2 separate regions of the Homo sapiens genome follow, and region 2 is linked to region 1. A link is a loop called in an ENCODE intact Hi-C map of the cell type or tissue named here. Cell type or tissue: MCF 10A. All regions are shown on one strand.

Region 1 (8,000 bases):
ACCTCTCTGCATCAGCACTAGCATTATGCTCATTTTACACATGAGGAAGGTGAAGCATAACAAGGTGTAGTAATTTGCTGCAGGAAATGGCAGCGTTGGGATGTGAGTCCCAGCAGTCGGGATCCTGAATCTGCCTATTTCACTACTGCCCTATACTGTTTAAATCCTATTTTATGTAGGGTGGTCAAGGAAGACTTCCCTGATATGGAAACATCTGAGCAAAGGCCTGAAGGAAGCAAGGGAAAGAGGCATGTAGGGAATAGCATTCCAGGCAGAAGGAAGGTCAAGCTGATGTCAGTGAGGTAGGTGTGTGCTTGGTGAGTCTCGAGAACTCTCTGACATATGCAACCCTGCAGAATGAAAGCCCTTCCTCTCTCTCCAGAATCCATTTTATGTTCATTTATCTGCTATTTTTAGTTCCCTCAACACGCCTTTCATTCTCCCACCTCTAGAACTCTTCCTCCCTGAACACTCCTCCCCAGCCTTCCATGTGCTTTCCTTTGTCAGGCTAACTTCTCTGGGCCTCATCTTACTCACATCTTCCATTATGTCTTCTTTGAACTCGCTGTTTCTCAAGTAGTGAGCCCCATAGCTCTGTGCTTTTCCTCCCGATAGCTAACATTTATTAGGTTCCCCCTCCGGCCCCCACCACCATGAGACAGGATTATGTTAAGAACTTGGCTGGCATCATAGCATGTCAATCCCATAAGAACCCAAATATAATAGGTTTTGTTAGTGCCTCCATTTTCTGGATAAGAAATCTGCGGCTTGAAGGTCAAGCAACTCACCAAGGTTACAAAGCAAGAGCCTGAGTCTAGATAATGCCAAAATCCCTGTTCTAAGCATTCTGTCCAGCACTTATCACACTGTTCTGTGATTGTATGTTCACATAGCTGTCACCCACTAAGCTCCTTAAAGCAAGGACTGTGTCATGTTCCCTAGTGTCTGGAATGGTTTCTGCCACATAAGTTGAATAAACATGTGCTGAATCAATGAAAGGAACATAGCAGCTCTTTGCATGAGCGGAGCATCCCTGTTCTCAGCATCACCAAATCTGGGTGAGAACACTTGGATCTGAGGCTTAATTCTGATGTTTAGCAACTGTGCCTGCACCATTCACACCCTCTTTCTTCAGCCAGACCACACCACGTATTTCAGATTCTGCATTTCTGCTCACTCCATATTCTCTATCCATCAAGCTTCTCCTGACCAGCCTCAATCTTTGATAAGAGCCTCATATACTAGCCAGATGCAGTGGTCCACACCTGTAATCCCATCTCTTTAGGATATTAAGGCAGATGAATCACTTGAGTTCAGGAGTTCGAGACCAGCCTGGGCAAAATAGTGAGACTTCATCTCTACAAAAAATACAAAAATTAGCCAGGTATAATGGTGCACACCTGTGGGTCCTAGCTACTCAGGAGGCTGAGGTGCAAGGATCACTTGAGCCTGGAAGGTCAAGACTGCAGTGAGCTGAGATTGTGCCACTGCACTCCAGCTTGGGTGACAAAGTGAGAAACCTATCTCAAAAAAAAAAAAAAAAAAAAAAAAAAAGAGACTAATATACTGACTCAGAGATATATTGATTGTCCGGGACAGTCTCTCCAAAAATCCAGAACTTTGCCAACATATCGCCTTCAAGAACACTCCATAGACAATTCCTTATTCTCTACTCCTGACTCTGAGCTGTTCCCTGCATCTCTCTGATTTTTGTACCATATATTGTTTGGTATCCAAATAACATACCATATATTGTTTGGATCTGATTTGTACCATATATTTTAAACTTATTATGACTACATAACATCATAAAAGATTCCTCAGTTGTTCTATTTCTCCAATCATACAACAACATGGTGGACAATAATCAATTCTTTAAAGAACTTAAATGATATTTAAAAGGCTTGTTTATAGAAATGATTCTCAGTAAACTATCGCAAGAAGAAAAAACCAAACACCGCATATTCTCACTCATAGGTGGGAATTGAACAATGAGATCACATGGACACAGGAAGGGGAATATCACACTCTGGGGACTGTTGTGGGGTCGGGGGAGGGGGGAGGGATAGCACTGGGAGATATACCTAATGCTAGATGACGAGTTAGTGGGTGCAGCGCAGCAGCATGGCACATGTATACATATGTAACTAACCTGCACAATGTGCACATGTACCCTAAAACTTAAAGTATAATAAAAAAAAAAGAAAAAAAATGCTAATTCAAGAGTTATTAAAGCTTTACCTAGCACTCATGTATGGGAAGTGGTTTTAAATATTATAGAGTATGAACAGTTTTTGAGATATGTAATATTTGGATTTGAATTTTTGCTTACGTCTTTTTAATTAAAACTTTACAGTGTAACAGGTCATGCTCTGGATCAAACTCATTTTGTTTCTATTCTGAACACTGTAGAATCCATATCTAAGGAAGAACAGGCTGTGAGATGCATATGTGATAGTAATTTCTTCAAAATAACAACTAAATAACAAAATAACTCCTAAGTAAACATTTCTAGAAATAGATCATTACACACACACACATCACACGTTTTAAAGAAATCACACCAAGCTTGGTGCAGTGGCTCACATCTGTAATCCCAGCACTTTGGGAGGCCGAGACAGGCAGATCACAAGGTCAGGAGTTCATGACCAGCCTGGCCAACATGGTGAAACCCCATCTCTACTAAAAATACAAAAATTAACTGGGCATGGTGGCACACGCCTGTAGTCCCAGCTACTCAGGAGGCTGAGGCAAAAGAATCGCTTGAATCCAGGAGGCGGAGGTTGCAGTGAGCCAAGATCGTGCCACTGCACTCCAGCCTGGGTGACAGAGCAAGACTCCATCTCAAAAAAAAAGAAAGAAATCACACCACTGATCTGGTGAAAGTTATTAAGATATTAGAGTACTATGATGTTGTGATAATTACAGACCTTTTTCACTAGCATAGCTTCTCTTCATTTGTAATATTGCCTAAGAGTGAGCATTTCTTATGTACTGAGCACTGTCAAGGGCATTGTATGCATTATTTCATTGAATTCTTCAAAACCCCTCTGAAGTAGGTAAGGTGATTGTCTCATTTTGCAGATGAAAACCATTAAACTCATTGATTCAAAGAACATGTGCCCAGAAAGGTCATGTCAGAATTGGAAGCAGACAATCTGAGTCCAGAGCCTCTGCCTTTCCTAAAATATAGATTAATTCATAAATTCAGATATCATTAGGGAATTTAAAAAGTCAAAAATTTTGCTACATAGTCTTTACAATTGACAAATAGGAAAAAGAAAGAAGAAAAAAAACCGATGCATAAGGTAAGATGTTGAAATTTCTTACATTAATTTAATATGTATGGTCTATTTGTCTTCTGGAAAAAATAGCATTTCCCATTAATTATAAAATAGTTCTAAATTATGGAATAAAATACTTGCTTCATGCCATATGATTTAAAACTTATTCATTAGCAAGCACCACAGATTTTCTTATATTCAAATATTATTTTTTCTCAATGTCAACATATACCACTTTTAAGCCTAAGGACTATTTGATCATCACTTTGAGAAGTTTCTTGTTGCAAAATAACAGGTTGGCAAAGAAAATACTGAATTTGCCAACTTAAAAATGTTAGTCATGATATTTATGTCTAAAGTTCATCATTCGTTTTGTAAAACCTCTAGTGTCTTTTCATTATTATTAAATATTGAAGTTTTCTAAAAACACAAACCAACAAAAATTTTGGTATGAATTATGCCACATTAATATAAAATTTCCAGAGCTTCAAAAGTTTTTTTTTTTAAACCACATAAAACAGAGCTGGAAGATATTTTAAAAGGTCACAAGGTTCATCCTCAACCACTTGCAATCAAGACTAGTATCTAAGAGACACATTTTAAGATTGTTTACTAGAATAATTTCAATCATATTCATAAATTGTGCTCTGATTATTTAACATGAAACATGTTACTGGCATACTCTTAAATTCAGCTGACAGCCTGGGAGTGACCACGAGGTGGCAGCACAGGAGACACTCAGCCTTGAATTCAACTTGTACTCCCCTGACTGGAGGAGTAAGCCAGAGAAAGGTAGGTATAGAAGAAGACGCAACACTCTCCTTTCTCTTAGAACTTTCAGATTGTGTGGCTTTGCTGGCCATTCCATTTATGGGTTAGAGGAGCCAAAAACAAGAATTACTTTTTTAATGGAGGAAAATATCACCTATAAGCTCATTCCTTTTCACGTTTTCCTTCATAGGCATGTTTTTGCGTAGTTGTTGTACATATAATTTTCTGGTCTTCTAATCTATTTTACACTGTTTCTGTTTTCCTGCTTTAAAATTTCAATGGATGGCTGGGCAGTGTTTCAGGCCTGTAATCGCAACACTTTGGGAAGCCACGGCAGAAGATCTCTTGAGGCCAGGAGTTCAAGACTGGCCTGGGCAACATAGCAAGACCTCATCTCTACAAAAATTTTAAAAATTAGCCAGGGGCAGTGGCATGTGCCTGTAGTCCTAGCTACTCAGCAGATGGAGGCAGGAGAATCACTTGAGACCAGGAGTCCCAGGACGCAGAGAGCTATGATTGCGCCACTGCACTCCAGCCTGGGCAATGGAGCAAGATCCTGTCTTAAAGAAACTTTTTCAAAAAATGTCAATGGCTTCTCCCTGCTCTTCTCAAATGGCCCTTGATGGTCCCTCCAGCCTTTTCTTTTCCAAAGTGATCTCCCTGCAGACCACAGGACATGGCACAGTGAAACACACTCAATTCATATTTATTGAAGTTTTCATTTTTTAAAAATTATTGTGGCAAAAAAATAAGGTTTTCTATCTTAGCCATTTTAAGAGTGCAGTTTAGTAGTGTTAAGTATATTCACATTGTTCTACAACAGATCTCCAAGACTCTTTCGCCATGCAAATCTGAAAGTCTATGCCCATTAAACAATTCCCCTTTTCCTCCACTACACCCACCAGTCCCTGGTAACCACGATTCTACTTTGTTTCTGTGATTTTGACTACTTCAAATACCTCACATAAGTGGAATGATATGATACTTGTCTTTTTGTTACTGGCTTTTTTCACATAATATTATCGGGGTTTATCTATGTTGTAGTATGTGACAGAGTTTTATTCTTTTTTTTTTTCTTTTTTTTTTTTTGAGACGGAGTCTCGCTCTGTCGCCCAGGCTGGAGTGCAGTGGCGTGATCTCGGCTCACTGCAAGCTCCTCCTCCCGGGTTCACGCCATTCTCCTGCCTCAGCCTCCCAAGTAGCTGGGACTACAGGCGCCCGCCACCACGCCCGACTAACTTTTTGTATTTTTAGTAGAGACGGGGTTTCACCGTGTTAGCCAGGATGGTCTCGATCTCCTGACCTTGCGATCCGCCAGCCTCGGCCTCCCAAAGTGCTGGGATTACGGGCGTGAGCCACCATGCCCGGCTGTTTTATTCCTTTTTGAGGCTGAGTAATATTCCATTGTATGGATTTACTGTGTTTTGCTTATCCTCCATCCATTCATGGACATTTGGATTGCTTCTATCTCTTGGCTACTACGAATAATGCTGCTATAAACATGGATGGGCAAATATCTCTTTGAGATCCCTCATTTAGCTTTTTTGGATGTATACTCAGAAGTGGGATTGCTGGACCATATGGTACTTCTATTTTTAATTTTTTTAGGAAGCTCCATACTATTTTCCATAGAGCTACATCATTTTAGTTTCCCACCAACAGTGCCCAAGGGTTCCAATTTCTCTTCGTCCTTACCAATCTTGTTACTTTTGGGGTTTTGTTTGTTTGTTTGTTGAAACAGGATCCCACTACATTGCCCAGGCTGGTCTCAAACTCCTAGCCTCAAGCTATCTTCCTCCTACCTTTGAGTCCCAAAGAGCTGGGATTACAGGCATAAGTCACCACACCCGGCCTACTTTTGTTTGTTTGTTTGTTTGTTTGTTTGTTTTCATAATAGCCATCCTAACAAGTATGAGGTAATATCTCATTGTGTTTTTGATTTGCATTTCTCTGATTAGTAATATTAAGCATTTTTTCATATGTTTGTATGTCTTCTTTAGAGAAATGTCTATTCAAGTCCTTCATCCTTTTTAAAATCAGCTTGTCTTTTTGTTGTTAAGTTGTACAAGTTCTTTATATTTTCTAGATATTAACACCTTATCAGATATATGATTTGCAAATATTTTCTCCCATTCTGTAAGTTACCTTTTCACTCTGTTGATTGTGCCCTTTGATACACAGAAGTACCAATTTTTTTTAAAGAAATGACTTGGCGTTCACAATTACCATTCTTTGCGGCAGCCACATCATACTTCCACTCAGCAAATAGTTACATCTAAATTGAGTTAACCATTCCTCTGTTATAAAACATTTCCTATTCTGGATAATTCCACTAAAATAGTTTTGTGAGTATAATTTTTTTCCTTGTCTTAATGGTTATTTTCTTAGAATATATTTCCAGAAGTAAAATTACTGGATCAAATAATATGAACATTTTATAGTTTTTGATACTTGCTAAATTTTTCTTATTAATTTCCATGACCAACTATAATATTCAAACAGTCACTGTTTATTGAACTCTTAGAATAAACTGAGTGCTTAGAATGTATCAAGGACTCAGCTACATTCTTTGCACATAGTATCACTTGTTCTCACATCAATGCTGCAAAGTAGGAAACATCACCATATTATGGTTAATAATATAGATTTACCCTTGTATTAGTTACCAAGATCACACAGCTTATAAGTGGCAGAATTATCATTTGATTTTAATTCTGCCTAATTCCAAACACCGTATGAATCTTTTCATGATACTACATTGCTTGTCTGTGTTTGAGAATATACCACTTTTACCTTTTCTTCACTCCAGTTTTGAGAATTGTAGTGTTTGCTAATTCAATCGAAGAAAAATAGATAATTGCTATTTTAAAATACATGCCTTTGATTACATGCACAGACGAATATTTTTCCACATTTTGTTTACTCTACTCCTTATTGTCTCCCTCCCCAACACCAAATGGATGTTTCCTGTCTCTGCACAACAGTATAGCACATAGCCTTTTCACAGTAAGGGTTATTACACAACTTTTATCCTGCCTTGAATTGTGCAACTTTCTCTTATTTTTTTTGTATCTTCTGCTTTATTTTCATATCTTATCAAATAATTTAACTTTTTCTAGAGTGAAGATATTCACCTTTTATCCAACATATTTGTTGCAGTATGTTCTTTGCCAATTTGTTATTTTCCTTTTTATTATTGTTTTCCTATTTACATCAAATAGTTCTTAATTTTTACACATCTAGTTTGATGTTGATCATTTACTTGGTGGTTTCTTCTATTGCTGCTTTGCATAGAAGTTTATTCTAGCTCCACTAATAGATGTCTGATTAATATTTCTACTTTCTTGTTAGTTTTTCTGTTTCAAACCAATTCTACTATTTAAATATTTAATCCCTCTAAAATTTATTTTGAATCATAATATAAATGTAAAGGTATCACTTTTTCAAAATTGTAAAGCAGATAGCCCCAATACCATTAATAATCTTCCCTTTCCTCACTATTCTGTAATGCCTTAATTATATATTAAAGTCATTTACATGAACTAATTAATTTTTAAGATAACTTTGTGATATAATTAGAATTAAAGTGTACAATTCAATGGCTTTAGTATAGTCACAGAGTTATGCAACTGTCACCACAACCTACTTCCAGAATATTTTCATTACCCCAAAAAGAAACCACACATCTCTTAGCAGTCACTCCCCATTATCCCCTTCTCCCAGCCTCTGGCAACCACTAATCTACTTTCTGTCTTTATAAATTTGCCTATTCTGGACATTTCATACAAATGGAATCATCCAATGTGTGGCCCCTTAAGACTGTTTCTTTTTTTTTTTTTTTCACTTATTTTCTTTCTTTCCCTTCAGGTTCATTCATGTTGCAGCACATATTAATACTTCATTGCATTTTATGGCCAAATAATGTTCCAATGTATAGATATACCA
Region 2 (8,000 bases), 230 kb before region 1:
CACCTTTCTCCAGCCTCCTCCTGCAGGAAATGAGAGCTTCTTTTTTATGCAGCCAAAGAGGCCCTCTGACAATCTCACTTGGTTTTTAATTGCTTGTTATTCGCTCTGATTTTTTCATTATCTTTGTGTAGAGCATCAATACCGCTTAGCAATAGCCATCCAATTCCTTTATCTTTATCGCTACTTTATTCCCCATACATCTCAAATATATCTGATTCATCTGGCCAGTTCACAAACAGTGAAAATGTTAATAATTTGATTACTACCTTGTGATAATAGCTGTTTGTGCTCCATTTACCACAAGTAATGCCAGGAGGCAATGAATGACTCAGGCAAAAAGCCCATCACCTACTCTCTTGGACCAGTCCTGGTACCAAATTCATGGATTGCATTCTCAGGAAGCAGACGCCAAAACAAGAATTTCAGCATGCCAGCATGCAGGGTGCTTATTAGGGATCAAACCTTTGATAGGAAGTGAAGTGAAACAGCATTGGTCAGAGAGAGAAGTTGAACTGCGATACAGACGCAACAGAACTTCAGCCAACTCAGCAGAAAGCTCTGGAACAAATATGTCTATCAGAGTTGTCCTGCATTTGTATTCAGACTTCTCTCCTCTACCAGATGCAGATTGCCCTGGTTAAGGGTAGGACCTTGGAAAAGACTGCTCTCTGAACCTGAACAGACAGCTATAAATTACTGGCCATATTTCCTGCAGCTGCATAGGAAATCCTCTTTGAAGAGGAATCTGGGGGTGCATCTCGGTGTCTATCACATTAAACCACTAGGAAGTTTCTCTGTGGATGAAGCATTCTCATCTTTGTTTTTGAACATGCTGTTTCCTCTTCCAGGCATAATCTTCCTTCTGTCGGTCTCCTGGATAGCATCTGTCCATCCCTGGAGATTCAACTCAGACTCAACCTCCTCTGGAAAGTCTTCTCTGAAATTTCCAGATTATATTAGCTGCCTATTCTCTGAGGCCTCATCACACTTCATTTATACTAATATTATAGCCATTCACAAGCCACATTGTAATAATTTGCTTACACCTTTTGCCCTATATATTATGAAATCCTTGAAGACATGGATTATGTGTTTATTTTTGTATCCACAACATCTAAAATAATGTCTTTCACATAAGAAACACTATGTAGAAAATCTGAAACAATTAACCAAAAAAACCCCTCCTGGAACTAATAAGCAATTATAACAAAGTTTCAGGATGCAAGTTTAATAAACAAAAGCTAAATAAACTCTTACCATATGATCCAGCAATCATGCTCCTTGGTAATTAACCAATGAATTGAAAACTTAGGTCCACACAAAAATCTGCACATGGATATTTGCAGCAGCTTTACTCATAATTGCCAACACTTGAAAAGAACCAAGAGATCCTCAGAAGGTGAGTGGATAAATGAACTATGGTATATCAGACAATGGAATATTATTCAACATGAAAAGATAATGAGCTATCAAGCCTTGAAAAGACAAGGAAGAAACTTAAATGCATATTACTAAGTGAAAGGAGCCAATCTGTGAAAAGCTACATACTGTGCTTCTAACTATATGACATTCTGGGAAAGGTAAGACCATAAAGACAGTTAAAAGATCAGTGGTTGACAGGGATTGGCAGGAGAAAAGGGTGAATAGGCAGAGCACAGAGAATTTCTCAGACAGTAAAACTATTCTGTAGGTACTACAGTGATGGATATGTCATTATACATTTGTCAAAACCTATTGAATATACAACATCAAGAGTGAACCCTCATGTAAACCATGAGCTTTGTGTGTAATGATGTGTCAATGTAGGTTTATCAACTGTAACACGTGTACTCTGGTAGTAGGGGTGTAAGGCATGTGTGGGGACAGGGAATATATGGGAACTCTGTACTTTCTGCTGTTTGTGAAACTAAAACTGCTCTAAGAAATAAAGTTTATTAATTAAAAAACTGTAAAGCCTTATATGAAGATAAGATGTCAGTCAACATTATATACAAATTGTCAAAGTCATTTAAAATATGCCATTTAAATTCTATGACTTAGTGGTTGCCTTTTATTTTTTGCATGGTACCAACCAAAACAAATTAGATATAAGAAAAAGCAAACTAAGGACTTCATATAATGCATTATAATATTGTGTTGTATCACATACAATGCTGTCAATTTCCCTATTTGATATATAAATATTTGCTTTATTTTAGACGGTTTCAGTACAATACAAAATACAGATATATTCTATTTGATTAAATTGTGATGGCATATATTGGTAGATATTCATTCAAAGGCTGAACATTTAATAATGAAAAAAACTACTGGAAAGTAATTAAGGAAGTTGCTAATCAGTTCATTAATTAAGTATATCTGCTGCACATTATACAGAAACAAATTAAAAAGGATTCTGTGCTAGCCAGAAATTCCCTCTCAAATGTAGTCAAAAGAGAAGATTAAAAACAAACAAAATGAAAACAAAACTGAGTGAATTATTTCTATGGGAAATTGCAATTTGATATATACCATTTATCCTTATGGTACCTTTTAAGCTACATAATATACAATACAAAAATTGAGTTTAAATATATAGTACACATACAGTTAATATCTGTTGGTTTAAAATCATTATTCATTAATGTCTGATATCATTAGAAACAGAGTTTTACAGTTAAATGAACTTAGATGCAATTTTATTTGAACTCCTCTCTGAATTCAGGAAACTAGTACCCACAGTTAAGCAACAAATCAGCAGAAACCAGCAGGAAAGTGTCTCACAGAAGGCTTTCTTATTTGAAAGCAAAATAAATTAACAATAAGTAAAAACCAGTTTACTGAGTTTGCGCATAAATGGCCTCAGACAATTAAAAGATTGAGATTCAAGAAAGGATGTGGTTCTTATATTTTTTTTTTCTTTTTTTGAAAAATTCCACCCTCACTTTGGCCCTCCAGCTTCCTCCTTACCCCCTTTTTTGTTCTTATATAATTTAAACTTTCAACTGCATGATAAAGAACGTAAGGAAAAATTACATTTCTATTTTAGTAGGTTCTAGATGATCAATCAGTTGCTTGGATTTTGAAGAGTCAAAATTTTGATAAATGGGGACATATTTTTATCAAGTTTAGCACTCCGTTAAACAAGAAAGCATTTATTCTATGTTTTTACAAGTGTTTTTTTTTTCAGTAAGGATATTTACACTTATTTGAAGATCATCCATTATTTGTATAACTTTTACAAAATGCAGATTCCTGAAGTTAGGAATAGAATTAAAAATGGACAAATATACTTGTGTACAAACAGCAAATAGAGTTGATTTCAGAAGCTAATGAACGTTAGACACTGGGTTATTTGTGTACCTCCTAGAATGTGAGGTTTGAGTGGTTTCATACCTGTTCTGAAGCTTTCATTATTGATTTAGCTGTGAATGGTATTCAGTCAGCTGGTAATAAATGAGTAATATCACCCAGCAATATGGCAGTTTTGATATGGTCAAAAGCTAGACATACCTGTGGTCCTTCCAAATCAAAGAGTACTTCTAATGTTATAAGATTGATTATTTGATTTTTGGACTTCTCCTCAAGAATGAGAAAGCTCCATGTTTTTATATATGAAATAAGACTCGTTTATGTGAATGTAGAGAATTTAGCATGTCAATTACAAAGAATCTGACTTCTCTGCAAGCTGAGAACAATATGTGATATGGTTTGGCTCTGTGTCCCCACCCAAATCTCATGTCAAATTGTAATACTCAGTGTTGGAGGAGGGGCCTGGTGGGATGTGATTGGATCTTGGGGGCAGATTCCCCCTTGCTGTTCTCGTGATAGTGAGTTCTCATGAGATCTGGTTGTTTAAAAGTGTGTAGCACTTCCCTCTTTGCTCTCTCTCTCCTGCTGCACCATGTGAAGATGTGCCTGCTTCCCCTTCACCTTCCACCATGATTGTAAGTTTCCTGAGGCCTCCCTAGCCATGCTTCCTGTATAGCCTGTGGAACCATGAGTCAACTAAACCTCTTTTCTTCATAAATTACCGAGTTGCATGTAGTTCCTTATAGCAATGCTAGAACGGACTAATACAACATGTTTTACCATTGTTTTCATACAATGCTTTGGGGATATATGAAGATGCAGGGAAATGTCATGGTAGAAGTAATAGCACAATTTTTTGAAAAGCTTGGGTTAGTAAGACTCATTACAAATATTCTGGATCCATTTTTGGCTAAATGAAGAGGAAAATTTTACCAACTGATGGCCATTTGATGACCTGCATGGAAAGAATTAGTAGGCTCAGGAGAGTATACAGTTGAGAGAAGTGATCACATCACAAAATGTGACATAATTCTTTGGCACTAACTGGCATCCTAGGCATGGAGAGTGAATTACATTCTCAACTCTGAATTTCCCCCTCTAGATTACCCATGTGGCTCACCAGAGGGCAGTGTGCAGTAATCAACTCTTTTGCTTCCTGCATTGGATGTCTCCTATGGAAAAACCAATGTCAAATAATCAGAACCAGACAACAGGCAAGACAATAGGTTATGAAAGTTGTTTATTAGATTTGTTGTACTGTGCCCTGTACATGGAATTCTTAACATTGAAAAATTAACCAATTACCGCATGAGAGATCATGTAATAAGGTTTTAGTGAATTCTGTATAATAGTTTCAATTTTATGACAATGATTTTGGCATTGCTGAGGTCAAGTGTCTCTTTTAGACTTAAAAATGTATAATATCCACTGGTCGATAAATTGCCTTGCTTCACATATCTCACACCTGAATTCTCAAGAGTTTCCAGTATTGCATACAGATTTATTCAGTGAATATTAATCGAACAATTAGAATGTGGGATATAACAAGATAAAGTACCTATAAATCCTGCTTACAAGAAACTTGAAATCTATCAAGGGATTAAAGTGTAAATGAAAATTAATACACTATCAAAATTACATAAAGTGGGAGTTACATATAAAATACTAAGAGAATTCAGTGAAGGAAAAGATAAAGGCATTTGGAAAGGGTTCAAAATTTGAGCTGAGTCTCACAGGTGAGGCAGAAAGCATTTGGACATATTGAGAGTAATGAAAGCACATGCCAAATAAAGAAAACATCATGGATGCACAAAATTAAAGGACCTAGACGGTTAGGGTATATGAAAGGTAGTAGTGGGAAATAATGCTAAAGAGTCATAGAGTGAATATGTCTTTGAGTGTACTGAATACCAGCCATACTCCAAAAACTGAACTGACAACAGGAAGTTGTTATAGGAGTAAAAGATCAGCTTCAGCATTTTGTACTAAAAAAATTGATATAGCAGTTTTTTTGTGGGATGGACTGATAAATAAGCTCCCAAAGGTAGGGAGATCTGTTAAAAAGGTATCTCATTAATCCTGTAGGCTTTGAGATTGAATAAAGAAGGCAAGCAAGGGATTCTGTAAAAGTAGAATTGGTATGAGTAAAAACTAAGTAGATGTGGGTGGGGTAAAGAGAGAAAGAAGTCAAAACATAGTCTGAGGTTTTGAGCTGATGTAGGAGGACGATGACTTCATTCATTGAAATACAGGACCCAGGCGAAGGAGATTTGGGAAAGAAATTGGTGTGTTTACCAAAAATCTTAAATAAAAAAATCCTAGTCAAAATCTTTATGAAGCTAAATAGTTTCTTATCTTTTCATCTTTTATAAATTAATTCAGATGTATTTGGAGGGCTCATTATTCTTGATACCTTCAAAAGTCTACAGAAGCAACATTTTGTTTACTAAAATGTTTTGCAATTGTTAAAAGTGAAAATCAGAGGGCTATATTGTTCACTTAAGCTTAACAGAGTTGAATTACATTGTCACAATAAATGGGAGGAGCTGCAAGGTGTCCTCCCACCACTGAGGAAAATAAGGCTTGTTAAACTTAGCTGTTATTAAAAATGTAAATGTACCCTAATTTTAGCAAATGGAAAGTTTCTGCTTAACACAGAGACAATTGCAACCTTTCTCTTATGTAATCATGTTCTATATGTTTTTCTTTCTAATAAAAAAAGAACATTTGAAGGAATCAGTAATAATCCTATTGAAGAAAGAAAGAATAAAATGTAACTCCCTGATAAAAACATCTTTTATGTACTAACTGAAAATGGCTGTGATGGAGCCCCGTTAGGCTCAAATATATTGTAATATTTTTCCCTAACTTGGTTAACAATTACAAAACCCAGAGACCAATCTGTCAAAGAAACTTTTCCAAGCTGAAGCATCTGCTTTTGTGGCAATTTTTTCAATCAATTGTATAGAAAGTTTTGGAGTTGTCTTGAGTTCATCTGTTAATTTGTCTACTCAAATTAAGTATATGACATTATAAGTAGCATAGACTTATTTCTTGGTCACCAAAAAACAAAATCTAGTAGCATATTTTTGCCACATGAGTTTTATAATCATATCTTTCTTGGCCCCTGAAACACCTACTAAACAGATATCTCTTGTCCACAGTTATAGACCCTATAGCTTGAATTTTTTTTCTGTGTAAACGACAGAGGAGTCCTCTACATATTAATCCTGTTCTCTCCACCCTGCCCTCATACCTATATAATTATTTAGAACAAAAATAGCCTCTAGTATTGATGCGCTATTGTGCTTTATATTTTAATGTGTGTCTGGACAAATTCTAATTGAAAGGCTTTATGCAATTTATCAGAGTCACTTTGCTTGGTCACCTACTTGTGCTAACGCATTCATGATTTCAGCACCCTCAGGACATCAGGTGAACTTTTAGAAGATGAGACCACCACATTGTACTGTGATTGCCTCCTCTCTTGTTAATATACCCCTACAGAATTTAAGCCATCTGAGGCGAAGGACAGTGTCTACTTTAGGAGTTTGTCTGAATGCCTGAACCCTTTAGAAAACAAGGAGGGAGTGAAAAGTTTATCTTGGGCCAAGACTTCTGACAGTAGGAAAATTCAAAACATTGGCTGGTATCCTAAAGGGAAGTCAAGGGAGTACTAGGGAAATTAGATTATAATTATTATCTGAAAATTGAAAAGCATAAGAGAATTAAAAATCTCTAGTTTTTATTTCCTTAAATATCTATCTAATATATCTGCATGTATTTTTGTATGAAAGCATGTGTTTATTTTTTCATTTAATTGTGATAAAGTATATCTAACAAAATTTATTTTCTTAACCATTTTTAAGTGTACACTTCAGTGGCATTATGTACATTCACATTGTTGTGCAACCATCACCACCATGTCTCCAGAACTCCCTTTACCTTGCAAAACTGAAACTCGTACCCATTCAATAACTCTCCTTTCCCCCCATCCCACCAGCCCCTAGCAGCCATCATTCCACTGTCTGTCTTTATCAATATGACTACTCTACATTCTTCATGTAAGTGAAATTATATAGTATTTGTCTCTTTCTGACTGGCTTATTTCACCTAGCAGAATGTCCTCAAGGTTCATCCACATTTTAGTAAGTGTCAGATTTTCTTCCTTTTTTAAGGCTGAATAACATTCTGTTGTATGCATACACCACATTTTGTTTATCCATTCCTCCATCCATCAGTGACACTTGGGTTGTTTCCACCTTTTGGCTCTTGTGGATAATGCTGCTATGTACATGGGTGTGCAAGGATCTCTTCAAGACCGTGCTTTTAATTCTTTGGCGTATATACCCAGAAGTAGAATTGTTAGATCATGTGGTTATTCTTTTTTTTTTTTTTTGAGTCGGAGTCTTGCTCTGTCGCCCAGGCTGGAGTGCAGTGGTGCGTTCTCGGCTCACTGCAAGCTCCACCTCCCAGATTCACGCCATTCTCCTGCCTCAGCTTCCCAAGTAGCTGGGACTACAGGCGCCCGCCACCACGCCCGGCTAATTTTTTGTATTTTTTAGTGGAGACGGGGTTTCACCGTGTTAGCCAGGATGGTCTCGATCTCCTGACCTCGTGATCTGCCCACCTCGGCCTCCCAAAGTGCTGGGATTACAGGCGTGAGCCACTGCGCCTGGCCAGTTATTGTTTTTTAATTTTTTTGATGA

What was found. A loop is a pair of places that touch in the nucleus more often than their neighbours do. Peaks named below come from ENCODE experiments on the same cell type or tissue, not always from the same donor. Only the 100,000 strongest peaks of a DNase experiment are listed, where the experiment ranks them.
Region 2: it touches region 1 in a loop (11-fold over the local background); 3 of 110 quality-filtered maps call a loop at or near these places.

Annotation. Positions count from the first base shown.
Region 1 is chr12:27,936,989-27,944,988 of GRCh38, reverse strand. No RefSeq gene overlaps it. Among named protein-coding and RNA genes, the nearest start is that of PTHLH, 32 kb to the left of the region's middle. In MCF 10A, a CTCF peak has its summit at 4,002 (motif pointing right); a DNase peak (open chromatin) is centred at 4,028.
Region 2 is chr12:28,169,043-28,177,042 of GRCh38, reverse strand. No RefSeq gene overlaps it. Among named protein-coding and RNA genes, the nearest start is that of CCDC91, 17 kb to the left of the region's middle. In MCF 10A, a CTCF peak has its summit at 4,428 (motif pointing right); a DNase peak (open chromatin) is centred at 4,412.